Linked DNA regions of Homo sapiens: region 2 is linked to region 1. A link is an interaction called in ENCODE POLR2A ChIA-PET data of the cell type or tissue named here. Cell type or tissue: HCT116. All regions are shown on one strand. Links, peaks and the distances in the headings refer to the core of each region. The heading gives the core; the rest is flanking DNA.

Region 1 (16,033 bases), core at 3,585-8,584:
TTTTGTTTACATTCTATGAGATGACAGAGAAAAAGGAAGCAAACAAGTACATAAACAAAATCATTTCCGAAGGTGACAAGTGCTATGAGAAAAATAAAATTGGATAGTGTGTCAGAGAGCACCAAGGGGAGGTGACATTGGTGCTGATGTGTCATTAGCTGAAATAGAAGTCAGGGGCTGGTCTGAGGAGGAAGATGATGATTCCCTGTTAGAGCTGCTGACTCAGAGATGCTAAGATTTACCTTCTGGTGAGATATTTTAACCTCCTCTCAAACTCTACATCCTATCAATCTCTGGCTGGGAAACTTCCAGTGGGTTTTCACTGCCCTCTGGACAAAAATCCCAGTTATTTAACTTGGCATTCAAGGGCCTCCACAATCTTGCCCAGTCTGCTTTCCTGCCCCCGTCCCCAGGTGAACCTTCAATTCTGGCTGTGATGGGCTCCTCACAGTCTCCACCTAGGCTACATCCCTTTGTGCCTCCTTACCTGGGTCCTAGGAGAGTCTCCTGAACTCTCCAGTCCACAGCCGTCCTGCTCTTCTCAGGACCCATGCCTCTTTTTCTGCCTGCTTGCCCTCTTAGATTGTTTAAGTGTCTTATAAGCAAGGGCCCAACTCTCCAATAAGAATGCAGTCTCCTCAAGTGATAGGCTGGCCCCTTCAGGATCCTCTCTTCATTGGATTTGCTCCATACACTTGCCCAGAATTGCACTGAGGGGCTTTACAGATAAGTATCTTCTTGTGTGAAATGAAGAAGGAGAGACAAAATGGAAAGAACCCAGAAGACAAAAGAGCTTCCCACCCAAATTCAGGAGTCAGATGACAGAATTCAGCTGTGGTCAAAAGTGTTTGGAAGCTGGCCAGGTGTGGTGGCTCAAGTCTGTAATCCCAGCACTTTGGGAGGCCAAGGGGCAAAGATCACTTGAGGCCAGCAGTTCGAGACTAGCCTGAACAACACAGTGAGACTCCCATATCGACATTAGTTAAAAAATAATTTTTAAAACATAAAAAATTACAAAAATGTGTTCTGAAGCAATTAGCAAAGAATTGATTCATTTTGCTGGAGGAATCAGCAATTGGAATGAATTCTATTTGCCTTGAGCATATAGGGATAAACCTGCCTAACACTGGTGAGCAGAGCAATGGCCTGAGACCAGAAGTCCTAGAATTCCTCCCAGCCCTCTATCCAAAAGAAAGACAGAGTCCTGGGCTCCAAGATGATGGCACAATCAGGAACTGGCCCAGAGTAATCCATTACCCTTCTCTCCAAGGCTTCCTTCCTCTGCTTCCTAGGCTTTGTCACAATTTCCTCCATTTAACCCGTGGGGGGATGGAACACCTGTTTACCCATCTGAAATGCAGGATGATAGGAGATCACCTGCCCTCTGCTCCTCCCTCCTTCCCTGTCAGGACTGAGTCAATACCGATGTTCAACTTCTGGTGATTAGAAGTCAGGATGTTCAGGTGGTGGGAGGTTAGGTGAGGGACACGTGATTGTCATGACGGGCATTTGGGATGAAAGTCAGAACCATAAACACATATTCATTATGACTCTCCTTCTGCCGGGTCTTTCATCTGGGGAATCTCAAAGCCCTGGACAAATGGTAATTAATTTTCACAACAGCTTCCACAAGAGGATGCAGTGGTGTCTGCCAAAGGCCAGGGGGTATTTTCCCAGTATTCTTCCCTCAACCTTTCCTGCTCACTCCCAGCCCCTGCCAGCCCCAAGGTGACGATGCAGAGTGGGTAGGATGCCTGGGCTAAAGACTCCTTCCTGGGACCTCTCTGTCCAGAAGGCTACAGGGGCAGATGGAGACTCCTCCCAACTAGCCTCCTGCCCCTACACCCTACCCTACTCTCCCAGAGCGTGACTAAGAGTGAACCAGGCAGGAGTGGGAGCATTTCCTGCCTCCACTGGCAGGCTGGGACCAGACAACAAGTTAGTTGACTCAGGAGGAACCACATGGCTCCAAAAATACATCTGCCTCTGCCCGGTTCCATCTCATGCTCCCTTCGCCCTTTAGATATAGTCACTTGCTCCTTCCCCCAATCCCACCCCTGGGGAGCCACTTGAAGTCATTTTTGCCCTTAATTCTGATTATAAAAGAACTATAAGTGCATCATAGGAAACCTAGAGAATGTAGAAAAATACAAACAAGCATTTGAATAATCCTATAATTCCACTACTCCCAAAATAACCACTGCTGAAGTCTTGTTATATTTCCTTTCTATTTTTCTGTCCTCTGAGTTTCATTTATTTATTTATTTATTTATTTTTGAGACGGAGTCTTGCTTTGTCGCCCAGGCTGGAGTGCAGTGGCGTGATCTTGGCTCACTGCAAACTCCGCCTCCCGGGTTCACGCCATTCTCTCGCCTCAGCCTCTGGAGTAGCTGGGACTACAGGCGCCCGCCACCACACCTGGCTAATTTTTTGTATTTTTAATAGAGATGGGGTTTCACCGTGTTAGACAAGATGGTCTCTATCTCCTGACCTCGTGATCCACTCGCCTTGGCCTCCCAAAGTGCTGGGATTAGAGGCGTGAGCCACCGTGCCCTGCCCTTTGAGTTTCATTTAAATATTAATATATACTCACAACAAAACCACAATTATACATATATGTATGTATATATGTGTGTGTATATATATATATTATATATACATATATATACATATATATGTGTATATATATATTATATATACATATATTATATATATATGTGTGTGTGTATATATATATATATATATATATATATGCTCAAATAGAACAAAAAGTTATAAAGTGAAAAGTCAAAGTCCACCTCCAACTTTCTACTCCCATGCAGGGGGAAACCATGGTTAAGAGTTTCTTGTGTATCTTCCAGAAATTGTCTATTACATGTTCAAGCATGCAAATGTTATTCATTTTACATGGCTGAGGTCATACTGTATGAACAATTTGGTCTTTTCTTCACTTTACATGAATATATGAGCACTTTCTATGCCATTAAAAATTATTGGTTGAACTATTTTTATAGGCCAAATAACATTTTATCTTATTGATATGCCATAGTTTATTTAACCTTTTCCCTCTTGCTGGACATTTACTCAGGAGAGGAGCAGGAAGAAGGAATTGAGTCAAGATGAAGTGTTGGAGGAGGAAGGGGGCTAGCCTGTACTGAGGGCCTACTGTGTGCCAACCACTTTTCACATCTTCCCAATTGCTTGGTTTTAGAGTTAGGCACTGTCCCCATTCTTCAGATGAGAAAGCTGAGGTTCAGAGAGGTTAAGGAGGAATTTGCTCATATGTAAGAGAGCCAGGGTTTGAAGCAAGATTTATCAACTCCAAAGCCCATGGCTGTTCTATTTTGCCAAGATGCTTCGGAAAAGTCCCAGGGTTCATGGTTGCACACTGCTTGGCATGGGGATGGGGAGAGCCCTTCCGGCATTCCTTCTCTCATTCACTCTAATAACATTTATATGCCTGGCATCAAGAATTTGGGTGAAAAAGCTGCAGTCCTTGTCCTCTAGAAGTTCACAGTCACATGGGGGTGGACATGAAAACAAGCTCTCACCACCTAGAGGAACATGCAAGGTACAAGGGGGTCCAACCAGAGTTTCCACTCCCAGACTCCAAAGGTCGAGAGGCTTCCTGGGGGAGGAGACCCTAGGCTGAGTCAGTCCTCTGGCACCGGTCAGGAAGTGCCAGGGAGGCCTGAAACGCCTCTGCGTCCTCTCCTCCCCAGATCCAGTCTATGCTCCAGTCACTGGAGCCTGGGTTGGTTCCTCCCTGACCCAGGTTTCGCCTCAGCTTCCTGCCTTTCACAAGATGGTTTTCCAGGCTCCCACGACAGTAGGGTGGGCAGTGGGCCGCCAATTTCTGAGAAAATCTTCAAGAACATGTTTCTGGTTTGTTTTCCAGAAGTTCAGGAAATGTTTATCATACTTTTGGGGAAGAGTGGGCAGCACGGGAGGTTTGGGTCAATGCTTCGGGCTCTGGATGGACAGATCGGGATTGGGGTCCTGCTCCTGCCATTTGCTCTGGGACTGCTGGAAAGTCACCGAGAGTTGTCAGGACCCTGGGTAACAAGCCATAGAAAATGGACCCTGACTATCTTAAACAAAGAAGGGAATCCACTGCAATAGAATTGGCAGAGGTTCAGGAGGGAACAGTCTTGAGAAAGGGGCAGAAACTTAAGCAGCTCTCCAGGCCTGGAGCAGCAGGAGGCAGAAAACCATCATTTGAGCTGGAAGAGTCTAGTCATGACGCTGCTGCCACTGCAGCCAGATATCACAGCAAATGGAGTGCTAACCCCCCAGCATGCAGTGGGTCCAGGAGCCAGGCCTCAGGCAGGTGCATCTGATGGACTGAGCCTTGGTCATGCACTCATACCCATTGCCAGGAAACAGGACGGGGAGGATTTGCCTTTGGGCTTCAGTGGTATGAGGCAGGTGCTCCTCCCTCCAAGTCAATACCCAAGGGGAGTTCTGCCCCCTGGATGAGGGGCTTTAGAACCTGTACAGCCAAAAACTCAATGCCTACGACATGGCCTAATCTCTCAGAGCCTTTATAAAACACAGACAATAATCATATCCATTTCACAGGATTACTACGAGGGTTTTTTTAAAAAGCAAATAAAGTGCTTAGCATGGTGTCAAACACCCCATAAATTCTCAGTAAATGTTAATTTACTACTACTACTATTAATATTGTTATTACTAGTGTTATTCACTTTCTCTCTTTTCAAATAAAATCCAGATAGTTTTCACTGTAAAAGTAATAGATGTCATACATAGAAAAGTTGAAAAATGCAGAAAAGTTGAAAGAAGAAAAGAAATCACCTAACACCCACAGAAAACCACTGTCAGCATTTTGGTATTTCCTGCCAATCTATTTTCTATGTACTGGTGTTGGTTGTTTTGTTCTTTCTTCCTTTTTTCCTTTCAAACAGCTGTGATCATTCTGTATGTGTACAGTTGTGTACCCTACCTTGTGGTATATGGATTTCTTTTTTGGGGGAGAGGGGGAATTTCCCTCTGTCACCTAGGCTGGAGTATAGTGATGCAATCTTGACTCACTGCAACCTCTGCCTCCCAGGCTCAAGCGATCCTCCCACCTCAGCCTCTTGAGTAGCTGGGACTACAGATGCACACCACCATGTCCGGCTAACTTTTTGTAGAGATGGGGTTTCACCATTTTGGCCAGGCTGGTCTTGAACTCCTGAGCTCAAGAGATCCGCCTGCCTCGGCCTCCCAAAGTGCTGGAATTACAGGCGTGAGCCTGTAATTATTCTTAACGGCTGCGAAATATCCTGTGGAATGGATAGTGTTGTTTCCACTGTTTGGCGGGTGTGTGTTGGGCGGCGGGGTTCATATGCATTTATAAATTATGAGCGTTTTTTTCAAAAACGTTTTCTGATTCTGGAATGCTTCTTTGAATACTGATGAATGCTTAACTGACATCAGTTAAGCACTTTGTTCTGAAGGGCCCTTAGGAAGCCATTAGCCATTTCCTAAAATGCTCACAATTCCGATGCAGGTGGGGGGTGGGGCATGGCCCACATGGATGCCTATCACCTCATTGTGTTTTGAGGGGGGCATTCTCACTGCTGCTGTGAACGTGAGAGTCCCATAGTCCCGTGACGCCTTGACACCACTCGTCTGCCCACAGCTTTCTCACGTTCCCAATTTGCTCAACCACTGATTAGGCTGGGGTGGTTTATCCTGCCTGTGAAATTACCTGCCATTAGTGTAGTGGAAAGTGCCCCAGCTCTGCCTCTTGCCAGCTTAGGACTTGAGGCAATTTTCTTACATTTCTCAACCTCTTCTGTAAAGTGAAGAGTCATGTCTATCTTCCAGGATTAAAGAGAGAGGGATACATGAGCCTAGATAGTGAGCTTTTCTTCTTTCTTCCTCGACGGTTCTATAGTCTCGTCCTCTCCCTTACTCCCACCCCCCCAGCCCCGCCCCACCCCCGACCAGCCTCCCTGCCTCTTCAGGTCCCAGGCTGGGTTCCAGGAAGTGGCTCGCGCCTGACGCTGGCTCCCAGCGGCTGGGGTATCAGGTGACCCGGCTCCCCACCGAGGTGACTAAAATCCCAGTGATGCTGATTATTTGGATTTCCTGGGCAGGGCCGGGCACCCGCCGCTGGTGGGGCTTTGGATGCAACAATAATTAGTATTTTGACGATGCGATTCCGATCGCCCCACCAAGTAGGAGGTCCCACCCTGAGTAGGGAGCCCCGTGGGAACTGACCCGGCCACATTCCCAACTGCAGCGATTGTGAAATGGGCGCCCGGGCCCAGCCAGGGCGGGCTCCGAGGGAGGAGCGGGGCGGGGCGCGCAGAGGATGCTCCAGGAGGGCGGAGCGCTCACCCTTGCTCCGGGATCTCCTGGCTCAGGACAACCAACGTGGTCCTGAATCCACCCTGGACCTGCCCAGGATCTCAGGCTGGGCGGCCTGGCTCTGCTCTGGCTACGGATGCGGGAGTGAAGTGACCAGGGCAGAAAGGACATCTGAGGGGGTCACAGGGAAATGAAATCGTCCTTTCCCCTTCCACTCACCCCTCCCGGCCCTTCCAAAGCACCATTAGAAATTGAAAGGTGCAAGGCCAGGAAAGACGCAGGGGCCAGTGCAGAGTCTCCTTTCATGGAGGTCCAAGGAGAAGTGAATTGCTCTACCCCAAGTTTCTATAAGAAATAACCAGGCTGGGCAAGGTGGCTCACACCTGTAATCTCAGCACTTTGGCAGGACCAGGCAGGAGGATTGCTTGATCCCAGGAGTTCGAGACCAGCCTGAGCAACATATGAGACCCTGTCTCTATTAAAACAAACAAACAAACAAAAAAAGAAACAAACTTTAAAAATTAGCCGGGTGTGGCAGTGCAAGCCTGTAGTCCCTGCTACTGGAGAGGCTGGGTTGGGAGGATTGCTTTAGCCTTAGGAGGTCAAGGCTGCAGTGAGCCGTGATTGCACTCCTGCAATCCAGCCTGGGCGACAGAGCAAGACCCTGTCTCAATTTTAAAAAAAGAAAAAGAAGGAAAGAAATAGCCAAACAAAGAGAACAGCTGGAGCTTTAGAAAGCACTGTCCCTAACACTGTGTGATTTCAATGACTCCAAAAGACTCTCTGACCCCCAGGTTCTCCTGTGACTCACCTGAAATTCCTCCACAGGCCGGACGCGGTGGCTCAAGCCTGTAATCCAAGCACTTTGGGGGGCCGAGGCAGGCGGATCACGAGGTCAGGAGATCGAGACCATCCTGGCTAACATGGTGAAACCCCGTCTCTACTAAAAATACAAAAAATTAGCCGGGCATGGTGGCGGGAGCCTGTAGTCCCAGCTACTCAGGAGGCTGAGGCAGGAGAATGGCATGAACCCGGGAGGCGGAGCTTGCAGTGAGCTGAGATCGCGCCACTGCACTCCAGCCTGGGCGACAGAGCGAGACTCTGTTTCAAAAAAAAAAAAAAAAAAAAGAAATTCCTCCACACATCCTTTACTTTAAGGTTTTGATGCCAAGTAAAAACTTGCCTCAGCTTCCACAGGAAAGGATCAATCCTGTGACAGAAAGAGGGGAAGAGAGCATATAAAACCTCAAGGTGGCAGGAGCCCTCCTATGGCCTCTCAAGTACAGCTGTATTCTGTTTTTAAGGCACTTGTACTGCAATCTCCAGTGGCCTTTGAAACAATGCTGTGAGCTGGGGGTACTGTTAGCTGTCTTTCCCATTCAACAGAGCAGGAAATGAAGGCTCAGAGAGGTTAAGTAACTTGCCCAAGGACACACAGTAAGTGCCCACGTACAGTTGAAATCATGGCACTCAGCTGCTTCCCACAGCCCAGCATTAACAGTGTGGTGTTCGTATTTTGGTCAACTAGTTTTTTTAAAGTATGAAACAAGTCTTTGGCTAAAGTTCTTATTTTTTCTTTCTTTTAGAAAATATTTTGTAGAGACTATGTTGCCCAGGCTGTTCTCGAACTCCTGGTCTCAAGCAATCCTCCCAGTTCAGCCTCCCAAAATGCTGGGATTAACAGGCATGAGCAACCATGCCTGGCCCTTTGGCTCAGGTTTTGAGAAGACTTTTAGTAATACGAGAGAGAACACTTACTGTCTCTCATAAGCTTCACAACAGCCCTAAGCAAATAGCACCCTGTTTTACAGGGGTAAAAACCCAAGGCTCAGAGATTTATTACATCCACTCAGTTGTGAGTACCTCCAGGGTAAGGAATGAAGTCGTGTCCATCTTTCTATGTATGATCCATAACTTTATCTATGAATGTTGGTTGAGTATTTGCAGAGAGAGCCCTGCCAGATCATCTAATAAGGCCTGTGTGTTTTACAGATGAAAAAACTGAGGCCTGCAACAGGTAAGGGATATGACTGGATCACATAATTATGGCAGAACCTGGACCTCACATCTCCCAATTCTGTCTGCTGTCCTTTCCGGACAGTCACTCATTTATCCAACTACAGGAACTGAGCTGACATACCTCCATATGCTGGGCTCTAAGAACAAAAACAGTAGGGAGAGGATAGGGACACACTTGCTTTGAGGGAGGGTTCCAAAAACCTCAGTATTCAAAACACATGATATTTTATTTTACTTTATTTTTGAGACATGGTCTCACTTTGTCACCCAGGCTGGAGTGCAGTGTCGCAATCACAACTCGTTGCAGCCTCGACCTTCTGGGCCTAAGTGATCCTCCCGCCTCTATCTCCCAGGGAGCTGGTACTATAGGCACATGCCACCATGCCCAGCTAATTTTTGTATTTTCTGTAGAGATGGAGTTTTGCCATGTTGCCCAGGCTGTTTTCAAACTCCTGAGCTCAAGCAATTCACCCACCTTAGCCTCCCAAAGTGCTGGGATTACAGGGGTGAACCACTGCGCCTGGCCCAAAATAACATAATATTGTAATGCAATATTTTAAAAAATCAAATTAGGAAATGATATCCCACAGGCCTGCAGCCTAGTTTTTTTTTTTAATTTTAAATTTAAATTTTACTTTAACATCTGCATGCACAAGGCAAGTTGCAGCCTGTTTTTATAAATAAAGTTTTATTAAGAGTAAATCTCAGTCCTTGTTTTGAGGAGCCACAGTTTACTCTGGGGAGACAGACTTGAATAGGGTATATGTAATCCTCTGTGATTATCCTCAGGCAGCAAGCAGGGGCTGAGGGGAAGCCTTTGAAGCAGGGAGGGAAATGTGCAGAGTCCCAGCTGTGTGGGCTCATTGCAGCAAAACTCGTTGGTGTAGGAAAAACAGGGGCGGGAGCCAAGGGAGGAAGTGGTGAGTGACCAGGTCTCAGAGATTAAGGGGAGGACATGGGGACGGTGGAGAGATCACCAGGCTGAGAATGTCCCATAAAGGTTTTGGACTTGACACCATAGACATGGCTAACTCCGGCTGACACTGAAACTGGGGAAATCAAACACAAACCGAAGGGTATTTAAAATATATTTAGAAATATATTTCTATATATTATAAAATATATTCAGAAATACATTTAAAACCACAATGATAGAAAGTAATAAAAGAAGCTGAGCATGGTGGCTCACGCTTGTAATCCCAGCACTTTGGGAGGGCAAGATAGGTGGATCACATGAGGTCAGGAGTTCAAGACCAGCCTGGCCAGCATGGTGAAACCCCGTCTCTGCTAAAAATACAAAAAGTAGCCGGGCATGGTGGCGCGCTTCTGTAGTCCCAGCTACTCTGGAAGCTGAGGCATGACAGTCGCTGGAAGCTGAGGCATGACAGTCGCTTGAACCTGGGAGGCGGAGGTTATAGTGAGCTGAGATCGTGCCACTGCACTCCAGCCTGGAGGACACAGCAAGACTCTGTCTCAAAAAGAAAGGAAGAAAGAAAGAAAGAAAGAAAGAAAGAAAGAAAGAAAGAAAGAAAGAAAGAAAGAAAGAAAGAAAGAAAGAAAGAAAGAAAGAAAGAAAGACGGAAGGAAGGAAGGAAGGAAGGAAGGAAGGAAGGAAGGAAGGAGAAATCAAGTTATAAAAGACTACTGAACCTTAAAAAATGATAATAATAATAATAATAGGAAAGAAAAAAAAACTCACAATGAATGTGTTTGGCTGGTTGGTCCCTCCATGTACTGGGGACATTTGCCCACCTGTAGTCCTTTGCCCCCAGCCTTGTGCTCTGGAGGTCTCACCCGTGACTGGACCCTTCCTAAAGGTAAAAGCTGCCCCAAGCTGCTACTGCCTTGGTTGAACTGCTGGAAGCCAGGGAAACCCTCGGCAGGACATAAGCTGCCAAGGAATTCTCTTCATTTCTTGAGAATATTATAGGATGCATATTTAAAGATATCCCATGTAAATCACTTAGAAGAGAGGCTGGCAGAAAATAAATACTCAGAAAACTTTCTGTTATTATGTTCTGTTTATTATTAAAGTACTTTTTATAATTTTCTAGAAAGAGTTATGGTTTGAAAGACCCTTCCTTATGTTTAAAGGACACTGTCCCCTTCCCCATATGTCTGTGGCAATTGTTGATGGTTGTAGAAGTATCTGCTAGATCAGGATGTGGGCTGACAGCTGAGAGGGTGTGATGTTTGGGAGAGATTAAAGTCCTGGGGGGAGGTTTAATCCAGGAGGCCTTCCTGGAGGTGGAGGAGAGTTGAGGGCAGAGTTTTAAAAGGATACTGTTGACAAGATGAATGGAAGCATTATGAATGGCATGACATCTGGAAAATGGAGCAATTTTGCCTACCTGGTGTGAGAATTAATTGATATATCACAAACGTAAAATGATTGGCACATAACAAGGACCCAGTGAAGGTCGATGATGAAGAAGGAGGAGGAGGGGAGGGGGCAGAGAAAAAGAGAAAGGGGCTGAGCAGGAGACCCTTGTTCTAGGTACGGCTGTGCCTCTGGTTAGCTATGTGAGACCTTGGGGACATCATGCCCCTCTTGACACCTCAGATTTCTTTTCTTTTCTTTCTTCCTTTTTTTTGAGATGGAGTTTCGCTCTTGTTGCCCAGGCTGGAGTGCAATGGCATGATCTTGGCTCACTGCAACCTCCGGCTCCTAGGTTCAATCAATTCTCCTGCCTCAGCCTCCTGAGTAGCTGAGATTACAGGCGCCTGCCACCACGCCTGGCTAATCTTTGTATTTTTAGTGGAGACGGGGTTTCACCATTTTGGCCAGACTGGTCTCGAACTCCTGACCTCAGGTGATCTACCCACCTCTGCCTCCCAAAGTGCTGGGATCACAGGCATGAGCCACCGTGCCCAGCTTCTTTTCTTTAAAATGGATGACTTACGCCTAAGGTTTCCACCTCTGAGAGTCTCTGATTATAAATATAAAATAATGACAGTCTCTGGGCGCAGTAGATCATGCCTGTAATCCCAGCACTTTGGGAGGCAGGTGGATCACCTGAGATCAGGAGTTCGCGACCAGCCTGGCCAACATGGTGAAACCCCGTCTCTACTAAAAATACAAAAAATTAGCCGGGCATGGTGGCGGGCGCCTTTAATCCCAGCCACTCCAGAGGCTGAGGCAGGAGAATCACTTGAACCTGGGTGGCAAAGGTTGCAGTGAGCTGAGATCACGCCATTGCACCCCAGCCTAGGCGAAAAGAGTGAAACTCTATCTCAAAGAATATATATAAATAAATAAATAAACATAAGATAAAATGACAGTCATTGTTTATTGCCACTTACTTTATACCAGTCTCTCTTATAAGCCATGTACATGTAACATCTCACTTGATTTTCGCAGTGACCCCATTCATGGATTCTACTAGTATTCTCATTATATTGTTAAGAAAACAGAGGCTCAGAGAAGTAAGGTAACCTGTCCAAATGGTTGATCGAGTAAGCAAGGTTCCCGACTGCAGGAAGGCAGAGAGATGCTGCCTCCTGGGGGCTGTCCCTTTCTACAGAGAAGCATTTTCTTCATGACTGAGATCGGGGGTGGCCCCAGTTCCCTGGAGACACCAGTGTTGCAGGAGGCTACTCTTCTTCCTGATTTCACTGCCCAGTTCTGTGGCAGCTCCAACCCATAACTTGAATGTCCCCCCACCCACACACACACCCCCACCTCAGCACAGTGACTTTCCCCCAAGGCTGTGTCACGCTTAACAGATGACACTCAGGGAAAGGCTCTGTGGTTGAATCACAGTGACCACTTCCTGTTCCATTCAGGGTCCCTTGTTCTCCAGAGCCCTCACTCTGCCATGCCCTATTTAGTAAATGCCACAAAGTTTATGACTCCTGGACTGCTAGGGGGGCTTAGTCACCCCTTCCTATACCCTGATTCTACTAGACTTAGAAGCATCAACTCTCAGTTTCTGCACCATTTCACTACCTTGCAACAGGAGCCTGGTGGGACACCCCGTTTGTCCCGGGGCTGCACAAGTAGGCAAAAGGACGATCTCCATTCCTCTAGACTGGTGATGTAAGGCTGACCGGACAGGTGGGCAGACGTCCAAACCTCAGCCATGAAGTAAGGGAGGTAGTCACTGACCCGGTGGGCTCCTCAGAGGCACCTACTCACTGGATGTTGTTGTCTGCAAGCACATGGGTCAGAACACCAAGTGGAAAGAAATGCCAAGGGGTTTATATGTCTTTGAGGGAAACCCCAATTCTCTTTCATTTGCTCAGAAATGCCTTCCTGGAGGCTGACAGCTGTAGCTAATGTTGAGTCCTAGAGCCGAGGGAGTCATTAGATACTAGGGGGCCATCCGGAAGAGGAGACTTCCTCTGGGTAAATGCACAGAGCAAAATCTGGGACCATCATGGCTGGATTAAGATCTTTAGCAGTACTCAACCTCTAAAGATTATGCTACAAGTATTTCTTGCCCCACACAAATCATCATAGATAACATAAAATAAAACAATCTAAATCCTAAAAATAAGTATGTCCTTATCAAAATATCAATGATGTTACTTATGAAAATGGAAAAAAAAATCTACAATTCATATGGAACCCAGGAGACTCCAAATAGCCAAAGCAAGTTTGAACAAAAAGAACAAAACTGAAGGCATCACACTACCTGACTTCAAAATTTACTACAAAGCTGTAGTATGGTTCTGGCATAAAAAGAGACACATAGATCACTGGAACAGAATAGAGAACTCAGATATAAATCGACACATTTGTAGCCAACTCATTTCGACAAAGGTGCCAGGAGCAAACACTAAGGATCATCCCTTTAATGAATGGTGCTGGGAAAACTGTATGCAGAAAAATGAAACCAGACCCCATCTCTCCCCATACACAAAAATCAAATCAAAGTGGATTAAATACTTAAATCTAAGACATGAAACTATGAAACTATTAGAAGAAAACATTGGGGAAGTGTTCCAAGACATTGGTCTGGGCAAAGATTTTCCATGTAATCTTTTCATGTAACCTCAAAAGCAACAGGAAACCAAAGCAAAAGAAGACAAATGGGATTACATTAAGCTAAAAAGCTTTTGTACAGCAAAGGAAATTATCGACAAAGTGAAGAGACAGCCTACAGAATGGGAGAAAATACCTGCAACTATCCACCTGACAGAACATATAAAAAGCTCAAACAACTCAATAGGAAAAAAACAAATAATCCCATTTTAAAATGGGCGAAATAGGCCAGGCGCGGTGGGTCACGCCTGTAATCTCAGCACTTTGGGAGGCCGAGGTGGGTGGATCACGAGGTCAGGAGATCGAGACCATCCTGGCTAACACAGTGAAACCCTGTCTCTACTGAAAATACAAAAAATTAGCCGGGCGTGGTGGCGGGCACCTGCAGTCCCAGCTACTCTGGAGGCTGAGGCAGTAGAATGGCGTGAACCCTGGAGGCAGAGCTTGCAGTGAGCCGAGATGGCACCACTGCACTCCAGCCTGGGTGAGAGAGCGAGACTCTGTCTTAAAAACAACAACAAAAAAAGGGCAAAATATCTGAATAGACATTTCTCAAAAGAAGGCATACAAATGGCTAACATGTATGTGCTCAACATCATTAATTATGAGAGAAATGCAAATCAAAACAATGAAATATCATCTCACTCCAGTTAAAATGGCTTTTATTTATTTAAAAAAAAAAACAATAACAGATGCTAGCAAGGATATGGAGAAAGGCGAATCCTTATACACTGCTAGTGGGAATGCACATGAGAACAGCCACTATGGAAAATAGTATTGAGGTTCCTCAAAAAACTAAAAATAGAATTACCATATGATCCAGGAATTCCACTGCTAGGTGTGCATCCAAAAGGAAGGAAATCAATATATGGAAGAGATATCTGCCCTCCCATGCTTCCTGCAGCACTATTCACCATAGCCAACATATGGCATCAACCAAAGTGCCCATCAACAAATGAATGGATGAAGAAAATATGGTACATACACCCAATGGAATATTATTCAGCCATAAAAAGAATGAAATCCTGTCATTTGCAGCAACATAGATGGAACTGGAGGACATTATGTTAAGTGAAATAAGCCAGGCACAGAAAAACAAATACTGCATGATCTCACTCAAATGTTGGAGCTACAAAAGTGGATCTCATAAAGAGAGAGTAGATTGGTGGTTACTAGAGGCTGGGAAGGCAAAGGGAACTGGGGATGAAGAGAAATTGATTAATGGGTACAAATATACCATTTGATAGAATACATAAGACCTAGTGTTTGATACATAAGGAGGGCAACTCTAATTTATTATAATCTATTGTACATTTCAAAATAGCTAGAAGAGAATCATTCGAATGCTTCCAGCGTAAGGAAAAGATAAACATTTAAGGTGATGGACATCACAAGTACACTGATTTATCTTTATAAATTACATGAATGTATGAAATTATCACATGTCCCAAAACTATTTACATGTTATACATTAATACGTAAATATCATAGATTAATACACAATAAAAAGTTTAAAAAAGAAAAAATCAATAAAAACAAGCATAAGGAAGTCCAGTAATGTTCTGATTATTTCCATCATGACCACTTCAGTCCTTTTTTGTCAGTGTCTTTTTTTCTCACTTTCTGTCGCCTCCACTTTGCTGGTGCCATTGCCCCGTAGGGTCTACCCGTTGGATAATCCTGCAGTGAATAGAAGTGACTGGACCACATGTGTTGGCTAATATAGGGAAGATCTTTCTAATGATTTATGTTGTGTGACCACTAAGTGGGCTTCCCAGGGAGGAAGTGCCCAGTCACTGTTGTGTTCCCACAGAGGCCAGAATTCCCTACGATGGGGACAAGATGTGTGAGAATCTGGAAAGAAAGTGGCTTACCCTATAAAGTCTTTTCTGGTCTGATGATGCTAGGGTGGGCATTCCAAGTACTTTGGAAGGAACTGCAAAGGCCTGCTCCAGGCTGGGGGGAGTCACAGGCTGTGGGATGGGCCTCTGGGGTCTTTTTGGGGACTTTGAGGAGAAGAGTTACCGTTTTCTCCAGGAAGGCAAGCTTACCCCTGCCTTGGAGGTCTTGGACCAGCCCTGCAGCTACATCTGGAAAACCAGCCACACTGTCACAAGATAGCACCAGGGATGACTGGATTAGGACCAACTGGGGGGCACCAAGGGGATTTTAGCCACCAATCAGAGCACTCTGTGTTCAGTCCCATTTACACGTATGTTCCCCTGTGCTCAACTATGAGCTCCTTGAAAGGCACGACTGCCTTATTGGTTCTTGTATCCCTGGTGCTGGCCCTTGGTTGAATTAATTGAATGAATAAAGTCAGGAAGAATGAAATGGCGTATTTCTTTAAGGCAGTATATAAATGCACATTCTATAAACAATAAATAAAATGCCTTCCAGTTGTTTAGTGACTTTGCACAAGGATACTCAGGATACTGGTTATGTGTTCACTTCTGGAGAGGCGGGCCAGAGGACGAGGGTCTTGGGTGAGAGGGACACTATTCATCACTTAATGCCATTTTTATCATGTATATGTATTAGTTATAGAAACTAAAATAAAAACACTGGGGTTAAAAAGTTCCCAAAGTGCTTCCAGCAACACAGTAGGTGATTTAAGTGGCGTAACAGAGTACTGGATGTTGCAAGTGTGTGGTGCTTCTTAGAAGAGGCTCTTGACCTTTCTCTCAGATTTATAGACTTTCAGTT
Region 2 (16,033 bases), core at 5,709-10,708, 200 kb before region 1:
TTCTGCTGCCGGAATGGTTATTTTAAGCCCGAATTCTGACCTTGTCACTTTCCAGTTTAAAATCTTCCAGTGATTTTCCATCCCTTTGGAAACAGAATTTCTATACCGTAGCATATTGCTTCAAGATCTGGGTCCTGATGTCATCTCTAGCCTTAGTTATGCCACTTGGAGGTCTCCAAATGAGCCACAGTGTCACACCTCTGTGGTTTGCCAATGTTGATCTTTTTTAGTGGAAGTTTATTCTCTTGTTTCTCAGGCTAATCTGTACTCATCCTTCAATCACCAACTCAAGGGTCATCTTCTCTTGGAAAACGTCCCTGACCCCTTTCCCTAGGTGGAACTGGATGCCCCCTGCTCATCCTGCGTAGTGCTGTGGTATCTGTGCTCCTTTACCTCTATTATATCTGGTGTTCCATTGTACTCTTGCCATTGATTTTCCTTTAGCATCAGGTCTTATTCATCTGTAGATCTCCAGAACATGGCAAATAGCTGGGGCTGAGTGTTTGTTGAATGAGCAAATGGCTGAGTGAAACAAGAGTTTGAATTGATTCCCTATATGGAGCCTATCTGTTTCTCAGGCAGTAAGTTCTTCTTTTGCCATGATAAACCTCCCCAAATAAGATTATCCAGGTGAGAAAACCAGCAAAGAACCTGAGGCAAAGGCCCAAGGAGGGGAACTTTGTACACGTGCTTACATAATGGACAGTGAGGCAACTGAGCTTATTTTTCCACCAAGGAGATGCGTTGGGCTAAGCAATTCATGTGTAACTTTGGTCACTAGCACATGAGTAGACCAACAATAAGCTTAAACTAGGAGAGTGATCTTTTTCAATGAAACCGTTTTGGACTCTTTTCTGCTGTAGGTGAGAGACTACCCTTCTTTGCTTTTTATACCACTTTTTGTGGACTAGTACTCATGTCCATCACTCATATCCCTAGGATTCTTCCTTCTAACTCTTAAGCCACTCATTTGCCAAAACAAAGCCCAAATTTCTCCAAAATATTGTCTTTTGTTTGCAGTCATTTTCAGCTCATCAGCATTATTGATTTTATGTCCACTCTGAAGGGAAGGCCACAGAGTTGACACCCAGGAAAATGATTCTCACTCAACTTACAGACCAGCTTAAACCAGGAAAAATGGGACCTGCAGAAAGATCTGGCTGTCCCAGACAAATGGGCATGAGTCAGGTTTAGCTCTGTCAGGAGGCCTCTCTGCTGCTGCATCACTGCCACATCAGCTGCCCTCCCGCACATTCCTGCTCTTGCTCCTTGTCTTCTGGAGCTGGTTGAGCATAGGCCCAGGGACCTAGTGAGTCAGCTCACTATGCCAGTTCCCTCCTCTGTGACCTGGTGCTTTTCTTTCCATCCTTTCTTTCCTTTCTATCGTCCTCCCAGATGATAACATTTCTCTTATAAAGATTATATTATGACCATACTTGAAAGATTTGTACATGTTTTGTTTATTTTCATTGCCGGAGCTAATTACCACACTAGTGCTTTCTGTAGATATCTCTTGTCTATCCCAGAATTCTTATCCTGAGTCCACTTAATAGATAACATAGGTGGGAGTCCTGAGACCTGGGAGAGGCAATATTCCTCCAATGTCCAGCCCAAGCCATATACTGAACATCTGTTGCCAACTCTCTTTGTACCCCCAAGAAACTCCTTTCATATGAGGGAGACCCCTTCATGGTTTACTAAAAAGCAATTTAGAAGTAGCAGAAGTAGCATCAACAAAGGTAAGTCAAAGAAGGAAAATAAGTTGTCAAGAACAGTGAGCAGTGATAGAGCTCAAAAAAATCAGACCACATATTTCTTTTTTTTTTTTGAGATGGAGTTTCACTCTGGTTGCCCAGGCTGGAGTGCAATGGCGTGATCTTGGCTCACTGCAACTTTCGCCTCCTGGGTTAAGGTGATTCTCCTGCCTCAAACTTCTGGTAGCTGGGATTACAGGCATGTGCCACCATGCCCAGCTAATTTTGTATTTTTAGTAGAGACAGGGTTTCTCCATGTTGGTCAGGCTGGTCTTGAACTCCCATTGACCACATATTTCTATGCTTGGGGTGTATCCATCAAAGTGAGTGGGTGACACTTGTCCCAGCCCAACACTGAATGACTCACTTTCTGTGCTATCAGCAAACAACCAAGGCTCTGCCCGGTAGTTAACAAACTCACCGAAGGAAACGCTATTCTGAATCTGTCACTAATTGAATTTTTAAATGTAATCCAATTGCCAGCCAATTTACAAACTTCCTCTGTATTCTCCAGGTTGTTTCTAGCCTTCCTCCTAATCACTTTTGCAGCCTGGCTGGATTTGATCAGGTTTATCTTTGTTTGGTTTGAGAAGGAATTGAAATGCCTCCTTCTCTTAAGAAGATGATTGTATATCCCTTGCAGTTTGCTTAGGGCACAGAGGTGATCTCATAGGGTTTTTCCACTCGGTGTATTTGATTTTAAAAACATAAATATGTGAAAGCCCCAATGTTGCCTCTTAAAATCCCCTTTGTGCTCAAAGAGGAAGTTTGGTGAACAGTTTCAGCAAAGTATCAGGAATATCAGATAGCATTGATTCACCGAGTTCTGGAAACAAACCTCAGCTTCTCCAGTCATTGGCTCATGATAAGAAAACTTCCCTTCCCACAAACTAATATGACAAAAAAGAGAGATCAGATAAAGATGACACATGAATTTGACGAGTGTTCCATCTTTTTTTACCCCAGCTCATGCTGTGCCCTTCTGGCTACATCATTGCCCTTGCTTCTCTACACAAAAGTCTTCTTCATTCTCACTCTTGCCCAGTAACCTTCACCAACATTCTGTCCTGTGGGGAGCTCTTCCTCCCCTGAACAACTCTGGCTTGCATGTAAAAATCTCCTAACATACACACACAGTATAGACTTTCCAAGGCAGGGACTCTGCTGAATTCTTATTTGCACACCTGTGGGATAAGCTGCTTAGCTCACAGCCCTGGTGTGCAATGCAGGCTGGGCATCAGAACTACCCATATAGCTTTTAAGAACTACAAATGTCTAGGTTGGGTGCAGTGGCTCACTCTGTAATCCCAGTGGAGGCCAAGGTGGGAGGATTGCTTGAGCCCAGGAATTCAAAACCAGCCTAGACAACATAGTGAGACCCCATCTCTACAAAATAAAAAATTTAAAAATTAGCCAGGCATGGTGGCATGCACCTGTGGTCCCAGCTACTCGGGAGGCTGAGGTGGGAGGATTGCTTGAGCCCAGGAGTTTGAGGCTACAGTGAGCCATGTTCACATCACTGCACTCCAGCCTGGGTGACACAGTAAGACCCCAACTCAAACAGCAACAACAACAAATAAACTACAAATGTCCAGACCCCACTCCGGGCCTTCTGAATCAAGATCACTCCATAGGTGACTCTGACTTGCGGCTGAAATGAGAACCACTAGCTTACCATCATTGGAAGGATTAAACGAGTTAACATACAGACGGATATTTTTTAAACTATAGACTTTCATGACAAATGCTAGGTATGATTCGTAGTGAATGCTACAGTTGCCCTCCACCCCATCCAACCCTTCTAACTCCTCCTCCCTTTCTCAAAGTTTCTGTTCAGAGGGTCACTCCTCCTCCACGCAGCCCCGTGGCTTCAGGGAAGCTGACCCCGCCTTCAGTGTCAGGTGAGGGGCTGATTTGTCTGAGCCTAAATCCATGATTCAGGAGTGGGGATGTGACTGGCCATTGAGACCCAGAAGGACTGCTGGAGGCTTCTGGGAAGAGTTTCCCTCACTTTGGGAAGCTTTGCTCTCCTGTCATGATTCTAGTTGTTACTGACAGCCATTCTGGGACCTTTCTCTCTCTCTTTCCTCTCTCCTTTCCCCAGAGGTAACAGGGCTTAGGATAATGCTATGAAAACACCTTGGTCTTTGACGGTGGATGGAGCTACCCTGAGCTGATCTCAATTTGGATTTCCATTTCTGTGCACCAGGAAATGCCTCATGGTTTAAGGCAGCTCTGTTACTTGTGGCTGAAATATCCTCCTGGCTACATTTGCTTTTAATTCCTTCTCAAGTATCATCTGACACAATGCCCTCTTTAGTAAATGCTTCAATAAGTATTTGTTGAATGTATGAATGACTTCATCGTCATTGAGTGCCTAGACTTGCTGGGTACTGGAGATACAGTAGCAACTAAAAGAAGTCCCTTTCCTTATGGATTTTATATTCTGGTGGGAATAAAACTGCACTTGTGGGTCAGGTTAGCAGCTTCTCTAGAGAAATAAACTTTATGTTTCTAGTTGTACAAACAGATGGTTCAACCCACATTAGGGGTTAGAATGGTAACATTTGTGCTAAAGAATCACTGCTTAGGAATTCACCTGACCACCAGAGTGACTTTCTGCAGCTAAAGAAAAAGGAAATGACAAGAAGAATCATGAAGAATACTTTGTCCCTAAGTTTATGACTCAGAGGAAAAACTACAGGGCTCTTGTTCCCAGATCTCAACACCAGAGCATGAGACAGGTCCTCGATTGCAGAAGACAAAGTGAGGAGTAACAATCTGAAAGATTCAGGATAACTCGATTTTAACAAATGAATGAAACTGGAAGAAGGGGAAACTGACGACCTGCTGAATGTTAATATTTGAGTCAGTGCAAGGTATCACGAGAGGTAGGGATCAGCTCATCTCTAGGTCTTCTGTCTGCAAGAAAGCAGGCAAAGGGAGGATGCTTCCAACTTACAGATTGTCTAGTGCAGCTTAAACTGAGGGACAGCCTTTCTTCTTTATTTTTGTATAGGATAGCCTCTTTTTCAAGATTGCCTTAGATGTATTCTTTGCACAAATGTTGGGATGATCCCATAACTTCTCCGGGGAAGTCAATGCTAGCTAGGGTGGCTACATTCACCACTCAGATTAAGGAAAGAGTCACCTGGCAAGTAAAATGACCGAAATGAAGAAATGTTTGGGGCAGCAACAGGCCTGGTGATTCAGCTGGGCTGGCCAGAGAGCAAATTCCAAGGGGTAGGATAGGAGGGGAAGCAGTCCAGCAACCTGAGGTAAGGGCCAAATTCAGGAAGATTAGTGATAACGCAAGGCAAAGGTAAACACGCTAGACCTGGAAGATGAGGGCTTCATAGAGCAGGGCTCAGGAACTTTAAGCCTGGACACTTGGGGAGCAAGAGGTAAGGACTTTGACCCTAAGATCCTGAGGTTAGGTCCCAGTAATAAAACTCAGCACCAGCTGACAGAAAGGACAATGACAAAGGGTGTACCCTTCAAGGGTAGGAGGAGTCCTACAGGCTTTGTGAGATATGGCACACAGTCAGTGCTGTGTAAATGTTAAAAGGGTGAATGAAGTCACTAGGCTGGGCTGTACGATGGCAGCAATCAGACTGTTTTTCATCCTTAAGCTCTAAAACTACTGGTTCTTCTGGAACTGGCAAAATTTTCAGTAAGATGCTTTAGTTCCCCAAAACAGATAATTGAGATAGTTTTTGTTTTGTTTTTGCCCAACCTGCTTCTATTCCCCTGGAGATAGCATTGCAGTTTTCTTTGGGGGACTGCGCCTCCTCTGCCTTCAAACCATGCAGCTCAGGTAATGCCCTGTTTACTAAATGCTTCAGTAAGCATTTATTGAATGAATGAAAAAATTCGGCCAGGCATGGTGGCTCACGCCTGTAATCCCAGCACTTTGGGAGGCCGAGGTGGGCAGATCACGAGGTCAGGAGATGGAGACCATCCTGGCTAACACGGTGAAATCCCGTCTCTACTAAAAATACAAAAAATTAGTCGGGCATGGTGGCGGGCGCCTGTAGTTCCAGCTACTCGGGAGGCTGAGGCAGAATGGCATGAACCCGGGAGGTGGAGCTTGCAGTGAGCCGAGATCACGCCACTGCACTCCAGCCTGGGCTACAGAGCGAGACTCCATCCCCCCTCCAAAAAAAAAAATTCATTGTCATTGAATGCCTAGACTTACCGAGTACTGGAGATAAAGTAGTAACTAAACCAAGTCCTTGTCCTTATGGATTTTATATTCTGGTGGGAATAAAACTGCACTTGTGGGTCAGGTTAGCAGCTTCTCTAGAGAAATAAGCTTTATGTTTCTAGTTGTACAAATAGATCGGTTCAACCAACAAAAGTGGTTCAAATGGGAACCCTTGTGCCAAAGGATCACTGCCAACCATGCTCTCCTATCTAGGAGTGGGCAAGTGGCTTGGCTAATTAGCATATTCCATTCCTCTATACACTGTGATTAGTTCGGGGATGGGCACATGATCTACGTTGTTCCAATGGAAGTTAATTCTGAGACTTTTGCTAGAACTACTGAGAAGGGGCCAGTTTTTCTCTGCTGAGGTTGCCGAGCTATACAATGTAGAATGTAAACCCAGGGTTGGCAGGAGTCACTGCATGGAGCTGGCCTGGCAGCAGATGGAACCAACTCAGAAAAAAGCATAGCTCGGGAAGTAGGGGATAGATTGAAAGACAATAATTCTGGTGACATAATTTGAGTTTCTGGTACCAGCTGTGCCTGAAGAGAGGCCTACCACTGGTCTTCTCTATGACTATTGCTTAAGCCAGCCTGAATTGGGTTTCCATTACTAACAACTTGGTGTCCTGAAATGATAAACAATGGAGACTGTATGATAAGTAACTGCTTTCCCATCTTGTCAGAGCTGATGAACTCCAGGCCAGGCGCAGTGGCTCACACCTGTAATCCCAGCACTTTGGGAGGCCAAGGTGGGTAGATTACTTGAGACCAGGAGGAGTTTGAGACCAGCCTGGCCAACATGGTGAAACCCCGTCTCTACTAGAAATACAAAAATTAGCCAGGTGTGGTGGTGCATGCCTGTAATCCCAGCTACTTGGGAGGCTGAGGCACGAAAATTGCTTGAACCCAGGAGGCGGAGCTTGCAGTGAGCTGAGATTGCGCCACTGCACTCCAGCCTGGGTGACAGAGAGAGACTCCATCTTAAAAAAAAAAAAAAAAAAGAGTTGAGGAAATCCAGCCAATCAACTAATACTTATGTAGTGATTTCTGTTGCCAGATATTGTTCTAAGTACTGGGGATACAGCTATAAACAGAAGTCCTTGCCCTCAAAGAGCTTACATTCCAGCAGGAGGAGACAATTGTTAAAGTAGTCAACAATAAATACATACGAAAAGTTTAGGTATAAATAAGAGCTATTAAGAAGATTAAATAGGAGCGAGCCACCTGCTCTCAGACAGGGCCCATCTCTCAGAGGGGGCAACATTTGAATTGCGGTCATAATGACAAGATACAAAGAAGCGGCCATTCAAAGACTGGGGCAAGAATGCCCTGAGGAGAATGAATAGCCGGTGCCAAGGCTCTAAGACAGGAACAAGACTGGCCTGTTCAAGAGACTAAAAAAAGGCACATGTGGCTGGAATGTCTCGAGTAAGGAGACCAGTAGAGAGAGGAAGATGGGGCAGAGAGGTAAGCTGAGGCAGTCCCCTCAATTTTGTGAGAATTTGAATTTTATTCTGAATGCAACAGACCTTCACTGGAGTTACTGAGACCTGATTTACCTTTTAAAAACATTATTCTAGGCCGGGCGTGGTGGCTCATGCCTGTAATCCCAGCACTTTGGGAGGCCAAGGTGGGCGGATCACTTGAGGTCAGGAGTTCAAGACCAGCCTGCCCAATATGGTGAAACCCTCTCTCTACTAAAAATACAAAAAAAGTAGCCAGGCATGGTGGCAGGCGTCTGTAATCCCAGCTACTCGGGAGGCTGAGGCAGGAGAATTGCTTGAACCTGGGAGGCAGAGGTTGCAGTGAGCCGAGATTGCGCCATTGCACTCCAGCCTGGGTGACAAGAGTGAAATTCCGTCTCAAAAAAAAAAAATTATTCTAGATGTGGGTTGAAGGTTGGACTTAAGGAAGGCAAGAGGGACATAAGGAGGACCTATTAGGAGATAATGCAGTAGTCCAGGCAAGAGATGATGGAGGGGCCCCAGGCCAGGGTTGGAGCAGTGGAGATGGAAATAGAGAAAGGGGGTTGCATTCAGGATACATTTTGGAGGCTTAGTCAATAGAATGTACTGTGGGTTAAAGGGAGGTGTGAGGAAAAGATGATTTAAGCCTGATGACTAAGTTTTAGCCTGAGCAGCCAGGTGAATGATGGCGCCATTTACAAAAATGAGAAAGTCAAGGCGGGGTGTGATGGAATCCATATTGTTGGGAGAAAAGCTGAGTCGTTGGGAGAGAAGCTGAGGTGGAGCTTACATGTCTGCTAGACTTGCTGGCTCCTTGCTTCTAGCACTCCCATTGTCTCAAGTAGCCATATGTTTCTCATTCACTTGATACACCATTTCGTTTCAACCCCCACATCCTCACCACCTGTTTCTTTGATCACCAACAAATAGCGAGGGCTCCCAAAGCTCAGGGCCTTCCCAGCCTCCACACTCGCGATGGCCCCCTGGTCCCACTTTCTCTCTCAAACTGTCTTTTTCTCATTCTTTTGACTCTGCTGGATTTCGTCGCCCCCATGACCTGGTGTTGAGTCTGATCACCCCAACACATATTGCTGCCTCAGCTATGCAAGACATCCAAGTGTAGATGTCAAATGGGCAAAGGGATAGAACATTCCTGGAGTTCCTTTTTTCTTTTTCTTGCTTAAACAACAAATTTATTTTCTCACAGTTCTGGAGACTAGAAACCTAAGTCCGAGATCACAGTGTCAGCAGGGCTGCTTTCTTCTGAGGGCTCTCTCCTGGGCTTAGAGATGCCCATCTTCTCTCTGTGTATTTGCATGGTCTTCTGTCTGTTTGTGTCTGCATCCTAATCTCTTCTTTGTATAAGCAAGAGGTGACAGCGTGCTGGCAGCCCTTGCAGCCCTCGCTCGCTCTTGGCACCTCCTCGGCCTCGGCGCCCACTCTGTCCACACTTGAGGAGTCCTTCAGCCCTCTGCTGCACTGTGGGAGCCCCTTTCTGGGCTGGCCGAGGCCGGAGCTGGCTCCCTCAGCTTGCGGGGAGGTGTGGAGGGAGAGGCGTGGGCGGAACCGTGGAACCGGGGCTGCTCATGGCGCTTGTGGGCCAGCACGAGTTCCGGGTGGGCGTGGGCTCGGCGGCCCCGCACCCGGAGTGGCCAGCTGGCCCCACCGGCCCCAGGCAGTGAGGGGCTTAGCACCCGGATGAGCAGCTGTGGAGGGTGTGCCGGGTCCCCCAGCAGTGCCAGCCCAGCAGCGCTACACTGGCTTTCTCGCTGGGCCTTAGCTGCCTCCCCACAGGGCAGGGCTCAGGACCTGCAGCCCGCCATGCCTGAGCCTCCCCTGCCCTGCCCCCTGCTGTGGGTTCCTGTGCCGCCTGAGCCTCCCCGACGAGCGCCGCCCCCTGCTCCACGGTGCCCAGTCCCATCGACTGCCCAAGGGCTGAGGAGTGCGGACGCAAGGCGTGGGACTGGCAGGCAGCTCCACCTGCGGCCCCAGTGCGGGATCCACTGGGTGAAGCCAGCTGGGCTCCTGAGTCTTGTGGGGACTTGGAGAACTTTTAAGTCTAGCTGGGGGATTGTATATGCACCAATCAGCACCCTGTGTCTAGTCAGGGTTTGTAAATGCACCAATCAGCACTCTGTGTCTAGCTCAAGGTTTGTAAACACACCAATCAGCACCCTGTGTCTAGCTCAAGGTTTGTAAATGCACCAATCAGTGCTTTGTGTCTAGCTGATCTGGTGGGGACTTGGAGAACCTTTATGTCTAGCTAATGGATTGTGAATGCACCAATCAGCACTCTGTGTCTAGCTCAGGGTTTGTAAATGCACCAATCAGCACCCTGTGTCTAGCTCAGGGTTTGTGAATGCACCAATCAGTGCTCTGTGTCTAGCTAATCTAGTGGGGACTTGGAGAACTTTTGTGTCTAGTTCAGGGACTGTAAATGCACCAATCAGTTCCCTGTCAAAACGGACCAATCAGCTCTCTGTAAAACAGACCAATCAGCTCTCTGTAAAATGGACCAATCAGCGGAATGTGGGTGGGGCCAGATAAGGGAATAAAAGCAGGCTGCCGGAGCCGGCAGTGGCAACCCGTTCAGATCTGTTTTCATGCTGTGGAAGCTTTGTTCTTTTGCTCTTTGCAATAAATCTTTCTGTTGCTCACTCTTTGGATTCACACTGCCTTTATGAGCTGTAACACTCACGATGAAGGTCTGAAGCTTCACTCCTGAAGCCAGCAAGACCACGAACCCACCGGGAGGAATGAACAACTCCAGATGTGCCGCCTTAAGAGCTGTAACACTCACCGTGAAGGTCTGCAGCTTCACTCCTGAAGCGAGCGAGACCACGAACCCACCAGAAGGGAAAAACTCCGAACACATCCGAACATCAGAAGGAACAAACTCCGGACATGCCACCTTTAAGAACCGTAACACTCACCGCGAGGGTCCACGGCTTCATTCTTGAAGTCAGTGAGACCAAGAACCCGCCAATTCTGGACACATAAGGAAGCCAATCCTATTTGATTAGGGCCCCCCCATATGATTTCATTTAACCCTAATTACTTGTTTCTAAGAAATCATCAATTTATTTATTTTTTTTGAGACAGGATCTCACTCTATCATTCATGCTGGAGTGCAGTGGTGCGATCAGAGCTCACTGTAACTTTGACCTCCTGCGTTCACTCAGTCCTCCCACCCCAGCCTCCCAAGTAGCTAGGGTTAAAGGCAAGTGCCCTACCACACTCACCTGTTTTTAAAATATTTTGTAGAGATAGGGTTGCACTATGTTGCCCAGGCTAGTCTGGAACTCCCGGCCTCAAGCAATCCTCCTGCCTCAGCCTCCCAAAGTGCTGGGATTACAGGCATGAGCCACTGTACCAGGCCTAATTTACCTTTTTTTTTTTGAGATGGAGTCTCACTCTGTCTCCCAGGCTGGAGTGCAGTGCAACCTCTGCCTCCTGGGTTCCAGCAATTCTCCTGCCTCAGCCTCCCAAGTAGCTGGGATTACAGGTGTGTGCCACCACACCTGGCTAATTTTTTGTATTTTTAGTAGAGACGGAGTTTCACCATGTTAGCCAGGCTGGTCTCAAACTCCTGACCTCAAGTGATCTGCCTGCCTTGCCCTCCCAAAGTGCTGGGATTACAGGCGTGAGCCACCGAGCCAGGCCCAAATTTACTTTTTAAATTAACATGTAATTATACATATTTATGGAGTACATAGTGATGTTTTGATACATATGATGTATAGTGCTCAGCTCAGGATGATTAGCATATTCATCATGTCAAACATGTATCATTTCTCCATGTTAGGAACATTCAATATCCTCCTAGCTATTTGAAACTATGTATTATTAACTTTAGTCATACTCCAGTAGTATGGACCACTAGAACTAATTCCTCTTGTTTAGCTGTAATTTTGTATCCCTTAACAAATGGGACATGTTTTCTTAATATACCATTTAACACACTCTATGAAAGAACAAGTTTCATTTTTCAGCTTTAAATACATGAGCTTTACATAAAATAGCTCTTAATTCAAAAAACATTGGCCAAACCAAACTAATCTACTGCGTTAGAAGTCAGGATCAGGAGGAGGAGAGAGTGTGTAGTGATGGGAAGGGAAATATCAGGAGCTTCTGGGGTGCTAGAGATGTTCTGTTCCTTTCACCTGGGTAGTGGTTACATGGCCCACTTAAAGATAATTAAGCTGTACACTCACGATATGTATACTTTTCTGTATGTATTCCTCAATTAAAATTTTTTTTTAAAAAATAACAAAGGAATCAGGAGGCCTGTGCTTCAGTTCCAGTACTAAAGGTAACTAGCTGTGTGATCACAGGCAAGTTACTTAACCTCTCTGGACCTCAAGTTTTCTCACCTGTCAGTGGAGAGGATTGAACCAGATGCTCACCAAGATCCCGTCCACCCAACATGGTTCCACAGGCAGCTTCCTCCATTTGAGATCGGGCACTTGTGCTGCTGGAGTCAGCCTGAAGCCCTCTCTGACCTTCACCAAGGAGGAGCTGGTCCTTTTTCATGTTCTTCCTTTCAGAAACTAACAGTTGTGGCTGATGTCTCTGTGGTACCACTTGTTACTAACAAGGCAGCTGTGAAGTTAATGATAGTGCAAATAAAAAGCTGCTGGTAATTAGGTGGCTGGATGTTCAGGCATTATTGTTATTTTTAAAAAAATCGGCTGGGCACGGTGGCTCACTCCTGTAATCCCAGCACTTTGGGAGGCTGAGGTGGGTGGATCACCTGAGGTCAGGAGTTTGAGACCAGCCTGAACAACATGGTGAAACACCGTCTCTACTAAATATATATTTAAAAAAATTAGCTGGGCATGGTGGCACATGCCTATAATCCCAGCTACTTGGGAGGCTGAGGCAGGAGAATCGCTAGAACCCTGGAGGCGGAGGTTGCAGTGAGCTAAGATTGCACCATTGCACCCCAGCCTGGGCAACAAGAGTGAAACTCCATCTGAAAAAAAAAAAAAAGAAAAAGAAAAAAATCAATTAGCTGAATAAGAAAATGCCATTGAGATGAACATTTATTTTTCTCCTTAGCATGATTCTGGTTGGATAGGAGGTTAATGTGGTCAATTCCAGAAGGGAAAAATATGTTTCTTATATATTAGAACTTAACATATACTTTTAAAACTGCATAGGGGGCCGGGCGTGGTGGCTCATGCCTGTAATTCCAGCATTTTGGAAGGCCGAGGCAGGTGGATCACAAGGTTAGGAGTTCGAGACCAGCCTGACCAACATGGTGAAACCCCTTCTCTACTAAAAATACAAAAATTAGCTGGGCATGGTGGCATGCGCCTGTAATCTTAGCTACTCGGGAGGCTGAGGCAGGAGAATCGCTGGAACCAGGGAGGCAGAAGCTGCAGTGAGCCGAGATCTTGCCATTGCACTCCAGCCTGGGCAGCAGACTGAGACTCCGTCTCAAAAAACAAACGAACAAACAAAAACTTCATAGGGGAAGATGGAGGCTTTTAATTTTTTACAAAAGGTTTCTGTAAGTGAGGGAGAAGCTTCATAATAATGACCTGTGATTTGTACCTACTGCTGACTTACTAACTAACCTCTGACTCTGGCAATGACCACATCCTCATTTCCTCCTTTTAGAAGGTAACCAAAAACACTTCTAGGAAGTCTGGGGTTATTGAGCCATAGTCCTATCTCTAAGACCTAGATAGTCTATAAAGCAAAATAAATGAAGCAACAAAATTTTTTCCTTGTACTTCTGTTGTTCACTGTTCAAATATCTACATTTAACCAAGCAGATATTCTAATATGGCTGTGTTTATTTACGACTGTCTTCTGAAGACTGCCTGGATCTGTTTTAACCCGGTAACCCTGGGCAAGTTACTTACCCTTCCTGAGCCTTATTTCTTCATCTGTAAAAGGAGATAGTGACAGTACCCACCTCAACGTTTGTGTGTGTGCACGCATGTGTGTGTGCACAGACATGCATGTGAATTAGGTGACATAGCCCATAGAAAATGCTTTGCACAATGCCTGGCATGTAACAGGCTCTCAAAAAATATGAACTATTTTTACCCTTGGGTAGAAGTGGTTCTTACACCTGTGGGGAAGGGACTGGGCAACGTTAGGCAGCAGAAAGTAGGTCTGGCTGTTTTCCTTTTGTGTGGCCTTGAGAACTCCTGCATATAAGGGCTCTTGTCCATCCTGGCTCTCACAGGACCCCCAGCAGGGCTTTTAGACTTCTCTGGGTTTATCAGTTTTCAGTCCCTGCTTGTCGCGCTTTTGGAACTACAAATAGCCTCGGAGAGAGGGCGTCAGATGTTTTGAATCTCCCCCTGCTAATGGATGGGACCACACCCCCTGCCGCCACAGCTGGTAACACAGGCCTTTAGGATAATGGAAGGCATTTGGGGATCTATTTTTCTCTTACTGTGCAGAGCATTACTCACCTCACTCCTCTGTGTTACAAGGAAGGCGAAGGAGAAAAGCACAATAAGCTGCCAAGGATGAGTCAAATTTCAATAGAGCGTCTTTGCTCAGAGGCAGCAACTGCCAACTGCCATTTCTTATGCATTCCTGAGATTCACATTGCAAAATAAATCCTGAACTCCTGCCCCTTTCTTCTTTTTTTCCCCAGGGAAGGGCAACAAATGGAGCTGCATTTTGACTGCACTCTTTCTAGGTTGGAGAAGCAGGGAAAGTGATACTCCGGGAGCTGGTGTGTCTAAGGCCTCTGTGAGTCTGCATGGTCAACACAGCTGGCTCTGCCTTTGCGCTCAGCTTCTCCTGAGGCATCAACCTGCATCTAAGCTCTTCTGCCTCCTTTCCGGGAATGGCCACGGTCTATGGTTTCTCAATTGACTCGAGATTCAGGAGAGTATGGAGAACTTCTCTTTCCCTGACCAGTGGTATACTGCTGTGGCCCTTGTAGCAGGGGAACAGCCTAACTGCTACAACATTCATTTCAGCCAAGAGATCAGTCCACTCCCACATGGGAGCAGGTGCCTTCACCCATGACCCTGACCTTCTTATAAAGCTTTCATTCAGGATGGCATGAGGTCTTTCCTCAGAAGGTGTCAAGAGAGAGAAATGCTAAAGGAAGAGATGCAATCAGTTTTATGATCATTAGGTGTTTAAGCTATAGGGCTTATCTTATAACACATTGTATCTGTGGTACAAAGCAATGGATGTATCAGAAGGGAAAGGATGAGGTTACGTTCAGAGTGTAGGGCAGGAAAAGAGAACACACAACATTATTGAATTAACTAGACTCTGTCTTGCATGAGGCATATTTTGAGCATCTCCATAGGCCATAGGAAACAACATTGCAGAAAACATTAATTTTAACTGAATGTTCGTACTTGAGGCTGGTGGTTCCCAAACTTGGCTGAGCCTGAGAGTCACAGGGAGCCTCTGATGATACAAGTTCTCGGTTCTGTGTAAGGGAATTCTGATTCCCTGGGTCTTGGGTGGAAATATTCATTTTAGAAGTTCCCCAGGTTGTTCAGATGACCAGTCAGGTTTGGGAACTACTAAGGTGGGCCACATTTTGAAAGGACATGGTCCCATATCATCTACCATCAACAAGTCAGCTTTTAAACTTTTTATTGTGAAATAATGCACAGATACAGAAAAGCTTATAAAATAGAAATGTGGCTCAGCTCAGTGATTTAGTTCAAAGAAAATGCCGAACTGTCCACCTCCCCCTTGAGAAGTAGAACATTGCCAACAGATGTATTTCCTGGCAACTAAACGAAATCTTGAAATTGTCCTCATTTATAAACCGTTGGAGCGATTTGACTTCTCTAGTACCTGGATTTCAAGCCTTGGGTTTTGTGTGTATCTCTGATACTCTCAGACTTTGCTTTGACTTAAGGAGCTGAGTTTTTTATCCTTTATAATCTTGCACTTGGAACTCATAATTAACCAGGAGTCAGAAAATCTCTCTTCAAATCTTAACTCCTCCACTTGCATGCAGTGTGATTGTGGGCAAGTTACTTAACATTTCTGGTTCTTAGGTTCCTCGTCTATTAAATAATGAGAATAACAATATGCACCCGATAGGAGTTTGTGACCATTAAATTTTTTGAACAAAATAATGCCTTACAACCGTAGAACACTTTTCTATCAGATCCCATTTTCATTTTGCTATTCTCCAAAATGACTCTTCCCAGCAATTATTCCCTGTCTCCCTTGCATCTGGGCCCTGTGCCAGAACCTGTGTCATTTCTGTACTGCTATGGTTTGAATGTGTTCCCAAAGTTCATGTGTTGGAAACTTAATCCTCAATGCCACAGTGTTGAGAAGTGGAGCCTAATAAGAGGTGATTGAATTAATGTCATCATTATAGGCTTGTTATAAAAGCAAGTTTGGCCCCTTCTTGCTCTATTACTTTTCCACCTTCTGCATGAGATGATATAGCAACAAGGACCTCACCAGATGCCAGCCCCTTGACCTTGGACTTCCCAGCCTCCAGAACTAGAAGAAATAAATCTCTGTTCTTTATAAATTATCCAGTCTCAGGAATTCTGTTACAGGAGCACAACATGTACTAAGACAATTCATTGCTGCCTTACCTCTTACTTTAAAAGGAAGCAAGCAAACAAAAAAAAAATCTT

Evidence for each region. Peaks named below come from ENCODE experiments on the same cell type or tissue, not always from the same donor. Only the 100,000 strongest peaks of a DNase experiment are listed, where the experiment ranks them.
Region 2: POLR2A ChIA-PET joins it to region 1 with 5 read pairs; 2 of 35 experiments call an interaction of 5 or more read pairs at or near these places.

The regions. Positions count from the first base shown.
Region 1 is chr10:110,524,187-110,540,219 of GRCh38, forward strand. No RefSeq gene overlaps it. Among named protein-coding and RNA genes, the nearest start is that of DUSP5, 34 kb to the left of the region's middle. RefSeq lists silencers at 3,585-3,879, 5,707-5,766 and enhancers at 4,897-5,026, 11,745-11,834, 12,325-12,534. In HCT116, for the core only: no CTCF peak of the experiment used is centred there; a DNase peak (open chromatin) is centred at 6,315; H3K4me3 peaks cover 3,005 bases; H3K27ac peaks cover 4,736 bases.
Region 2 is chr10:110,322,473-110,338,505 of GRCh38, forward strand. No RefSeq gene overlaps it. Among named protein-coding and RNA genes, the nearest start is that of SMNDC1, 26 kb to the left of the region's middle. RefSeq lists an enhancer at 2,737-2,896. In HCT116, for the core only: no CTCF peak of the experiment used is centred there; no DNase peak of the experiment used is centred there.